Regions from separate parts of the Homo sapiens genome. Here region 2 is linked to region 1. Evidence: read pairs that join two places in POLR2A ChIA-PET (ENCODE). Cell type or tissue: OCI-LY7. All regions are shown on one strand. Region 1 has its middle 7.2 kb from the start of IFT70B. Region 2 overlaps PDE11A (phosphodiesterase 11A).

Region 1 (2,500 bases):
TTCCAGGAAGCCTTTTCCAACTTCTGTAATCTTCAAGTATTAGGAGGTTTTTAAATTATTATTAGACTGAAATCTGTGTTCCTCTTCTATCCCTTATACAACTTCTGCCACCTTTAGTCATAAAGAATTGTCCAATTGCTCTGTTGAAGGGCTGCTCTTGAGGTATTTAAAGTCAGGTCTCATGTTCCTCAACACCTTCTCCTATCAACTTTTGCTCCTGTCATTTCTAGACTTTCACCTTCCTAATCTTCCTCACATGTGCCCATTTTACATTTTTACAGTGAGGTGTCTAGGCCTGAAAACAAATCTTCCAGAGTAGTACCAATGCTTCCTCTAGTGTAGTCACTAATAAAAAAGCATTTTTGGTGGGCATTGCTCTGTCAACTCATACTGAATATATGCCATTTACCAAAGATTGTCTTTTCCATGTGACATTTTGGCCGCATCTCCTTGGAGGCTAATTTTTTTAAAGCCCCATTACTTATATTTAGCTTTACTAAAATTTGTATCTTACTGGAGTTAGTTCCATATTTTCAAAATGTTAGGATCTAGATTCTTGCCCAGAATATTTTCTGTGCCGTCAAGCTTCAGGTCATCAGTAAAATTGAGACAAATACTGTCTGGATTTTCATCCAAGTAATGACAGATAATTGGTACATTACAAGGGCCTACCTGACCCATGATTCTGACATTTCATCCATGAAAGAACATTCAGGATTCAGACATCTACACTTTCACTTGACATACAGTTGTCCAACTTATATTTTTACATTTTGGCCACAAATACGCTTTTTATTCAGTTAATCAGCATTTATGTCAGATAAACAAGTAATCATGTTTACTTAACATTTTCTGCTGCCACAGTGAAATCCTGATAAAGCTACTACTACAGTTTCCTGTGCTACCCTATAAGAAAAAGAAATGAAACTTTCCGGCCATCACATTTCCTTTTGCCTATGTTTGGCCTCAGGGGCGTGTCTCTCTTTTTGAAAGACTCAAATCCATTTTCTACTGCATTTTCTGATGTGGTCTGTTGATTGGGCCTGGTATTGCCTGATGGACAAGCTCTGAAATCCACCCTTGCATAGTTTTGCCATGTCCTTTGTACCTCATTGTGCTAACATTAGATAGATGAAGCTGCTCTTCTTTGAAAATGGCAGAATTTTACCACTGTAAAGTAACTTAGAAGATAGGATTCTAAATACAAGAAGCAGTGGATAAGGTTCTATTTTGGACATTTTGGGTGTGATTCATTTTTCTCAATGAACTTCAAGTCACTTTCCCTATTCATTTCTTCTTTTATATAGTGAAAAACTCTGAGGTCCCTTTCAACTCTGTCTCAGTGATTCTAATGAGTCTGTGTTTTTTTGCTGAACACTACCCTAGAATTGATTATTATATAATTAATTTTTTAATTCATCCTTTTTTGCCAGACAGGCAAGAAGGTAGCATTGTTATCACAACAACCCTGTGAAGTAAGTGGTATCATCCCCTTTTTACTGGTGAAAAAAACTGAAGTTTGGTTAGGTTAAGAAGCACCCACCATTAGTAGCTGGGAAGTGGCATTGCAGGGCTGTGGAGCCAGGTGACTAACTCCAGTACCTGTGTGCTGGCTGCTTCACTGCTGTAGGCTACTTGTGCTGGATGACTATGATGTACACAGAATGTATTTTTAAAGTAGATTATTAGTTGTTGTCCTCTACAGAAGGGCACAAGTGTTGGGGTGATCAGACCCAACACCAGGTCATCGGGGTGATGAAGTCCAGTAGAATCAAAGGAATGAGAAAAGACAGTTTGAGAGATAAAGTGGGTCTGGGGGCCAACGCGAGTATGGCGGCTGCAAAGGCCCCGAGCTCTGGAAGCCCAGACTGTTTATTGGTGATCAAACAAAGAAACAGATGGTGAGAATGTGGGGTTGAAAGGGAGCGTTGCATTAAGCACATGATTTACAGCTGTGACGGTTTAACATTTATATGGCCAATTCTAAGACACAATTGATCTAGGAGCCTGGGAGGGCTAGAAGCAAGGAGCCAGCAAGTCTAGACACATTCCAGAGGCCATGAGGGATTTTATGCCCTGAGCCCTGGATTCTTTCCAATCTACGAGGGGTTTTATGCCCTGGGCTTAGATGATGGTGCGTCAGGGTAGTCTTCCACCCTTTAGCACAGAATTCAGTGTTCCAAAGGCCACGAGGGGTTTTAGACCCTGGCCCCCGGACATGTTCCAGGACTCTTTTTACATTATGTCAGAAATGCAAACCCTGCCTCAGCTTCTCCCAACACTCAGCTTTTCCCAACAACAAGTAAGAAGATGGAGTCTCTTTCTCCTACAGAGTAGAAGCTGCTCTCTTTGTGACCACATGCCATAGAATGCCAGAAAGGTTTTTTCTCAGATATTGTCTTGCTGTGTAAATGTTTAACCCACAGTATCCTGCACTGATTTTGTGGGTTTAATGTGAAACTCATAAAAGGAAATATCTGATGGAGTTAATAAATTTGCA
Region 2 (2,500 bases), 89 kb after region 1:
ATAGCTTGGCACCAGCTCCTCTTTACTCTGATCAAGCCTTTTAATTAAACTGACTACTATAATTCCTATGGAAATTAGTGTTTATGTTATTTTCCTGCTACAAAAGCATTTCTCCAGAACTTATTTTTTTTAATCCCAGGAGCATAAATTAGAATTTTTTTCTGCTTGATATGTAATTAAAAACTCATTTGATTACAATATTTCTGGCTCTGTTTTACTTATTAAATTCCTGTAATCAGTTTTCTTTTATGAAGCTGCTGGGAAATGATCTTAAAAGCAACACATTTTTTTCTTCCCTGGCAGGTACCCAAGCATTTACTAAATTACATTCATAGCACCTGCCCATGATTCGAATCATTCCACCAATTTATTCCTTAAGCCATTTAAGTTTATTTGGCATAGCCCCAAACAGCTTTCTTCCCTTTATCCTTGCTCTTTGTTCTCCTTCTTGCTTCCTTTGTATGGAATAAAGAAATTGGGGAGGGAGGAGGAATACATATTTCTCAGAATTCCTTTCTCTTTGTTTTATATTCTCCTGAAACACAGAATTGCCATACTAGAATATCGTTTTCCTGTGGCCAGGTGCTGGTTCTAGGCAAAGGTAACAAAACTCCTATCTTGAAAACTTACTTTTTCTCTCTCTCTTTTTTTTTTTTTTGTGAGAAGGAGTCTCGCTCTGACGCCCAGGCTGGAGTGCAGTGGGGCGATCTCGGCTCACTCCAAGCTCCGCCTCCCTGGTTCAAGCGATTCTCTTGCTCAGCTTCCCGAGCAGCTCGGACTACAGGCGCCCGCCACCACGCCTGGCTAATTTTTTTGTATTTTTAGTAGGGACGGGGTTTCACCGTGTTAGCCAGGGTGGTCTCCGTCTCCTGACCTCGTGATCCCCCCGCCTCCGCCTCCCAAAGTGCTGGGATTACAGGCGTGAGCCACCGCGCCCGGCCGACTTATTCTTACACTCTTAATTTGTTACAGAAATGCAGTTAGCTGAGAGAATATGGAACTATTAAAATACTAGTAAAGCAAGGGTTTATCCACGAACCTAAATTCCAAGGCTTATGGTGATTATGTGTAGTGAGTCATCAGCAAGAGAATTGCTTCTAGTATTTAAAAGTTTCTTATCAAGTGATACGGGATGGGTTCTGTGAGAATGCTATTGTCTAGTTTGACTTGCTCCTCAGTGAAAGAGAAGGGGGGAAACTTAGCACCCATCTGATCACTCTCCATATACACACGGAGGAACTCTAAAGGTTATGTATGCGGCTGCATCAGCCTCAAGACACCTGACTCTCCTCTGTGGCATCCCTGCTGCGTGACCACACAGCTACCGTTGAAACCCTTTCAGAGGCAGTGCGTGCACAACCTCCCAGGGGAGTCCATTTAGTTTTTGATTGTTCTGTTTTTAAAATGTTGTTCCTTTATGTTGGACTGAAATCTATACCCCTGTAACTTCTACCTAATGGTTCTAATCCTTAGGGTGCTCTTTCTTTAAACCAGAATTTTCTTTAGTAGTGTAGGACTGATAACTCAGGTTTTGTTTCAAGTGTAGGTTAGAGTTGATGCTGACCTAAAAACCCTATTTGGGATGCAGTGCTTCTCCCTTGGGGCAACCTTTTTGACATCACTGGGGCCCCATGTTCCTTCCAGTTCCCTCCTGGCCCATCGCAGACAGGACCTCGGATACTTGCCCCACTATGGGACACAGCCTGGGCATCTGGTCATCTAGGTGGCCAAGGGACCCCACTTATTTCCTGATTTCATTCACACTCCACTGTTGAGTTCTCTTGTGACCAGCATATACAGTTTATTCCGTATTTTATTTATGTTTTGAATAAGGAACACATTCACATAGTTCCATGGATACAAAACGGTACAAAGGTGCAATATAAAATCTCCGTTCTACTATTTCCCAGACACTCAGTTTCCTCCCCTAGAGGCAACAGATGTTTTCAGTGTCTTGAGTAGATAATCAAGAAAAATTTTCTGAATGTGTAAGAACATAAATATATTTGCCCCTTTTTACAAATGGTAGTACACCATACAGAGGGATCTGCACTTTGCCTTTTATTCTTAATATATCTTGGGAAAAACTCATATCACTACAAAATTAGATTTCCTCATTTTTTATGGCTATCTAGTATTCCACTGCTGTCAAAATTTGTTTAACCAGTTCCTTTTTGATGGAACCCAAACATTGTTTATATTTGGCCATTACAAATAATGCTGTAATGGATATCCCTGTACATAGCCTCTCCATAGGTGTGAAGTTTATCAGAGAGTCAAATTCTAGAATGGGTATTGCTGGGTGAAAGGGAATGTGTATTTGCGTTTTGGTAGATATTACTGAATCAACAAATATAATTTTACTTAAGATATATAGCAGGATTTTTATAATAGCCATACTAACAAAAGAGAGGGAACAGAAACCATAGCTACTGTTTAGATTAAGGCCTTGGAAAGATAGTGTGAGGGTGGGTAGAGCTAAGAAGGATACACAAATCTA

The links. ChIA-PET counts read pairs that join two places held together with the same protein. Peaks named below come from ENCODE experiments on the same cell type or tissue, not always from the same donor. Only the 100,000 strongest peaks of a DNase experiment are listed, where the experiment ranks them.
Region 2: POLR2A ChIA-PET joins it to region 1 with 8 read pairs; 2 of 35 experiments call an interaction of 5 or more read pairs at or near these places.

The regions. Positions count from the first base shown.
Region 1 is chr2:177,544,376-177,546,875 of GRCh38, forward strand. No RefSeq gene overlaps it. Among named protein-coding and RNA genes, the nearest start is that of IFT70B, 7.2 kb to the right of the region's middle. In OCI-LY7, no CTCF peak of the experiment used is centred here; a DNase peak (open chromatin) is centred at 956.
Region 2 is chr2:177,633,747-177,636,246 of GRCh38, forward strand. The region is part of intron 19 of PDE11A (phosphodiesterase 11A); the gene reads right to left. Among named protein-coding and RNA genes, the nearest start is that of IFT70A, 16 kb to the left of the region's middle. RefSeq lists an enhancer at 1,403-1,482. In OCI-LY7, no CTCF peak of the experiment used is centred here; DNase peaks (open chromatin) are centred at 735 and 1,285; H3K4me3 peaks cover 1,697 bases; H3K27ac peaks cover 2,024 bases.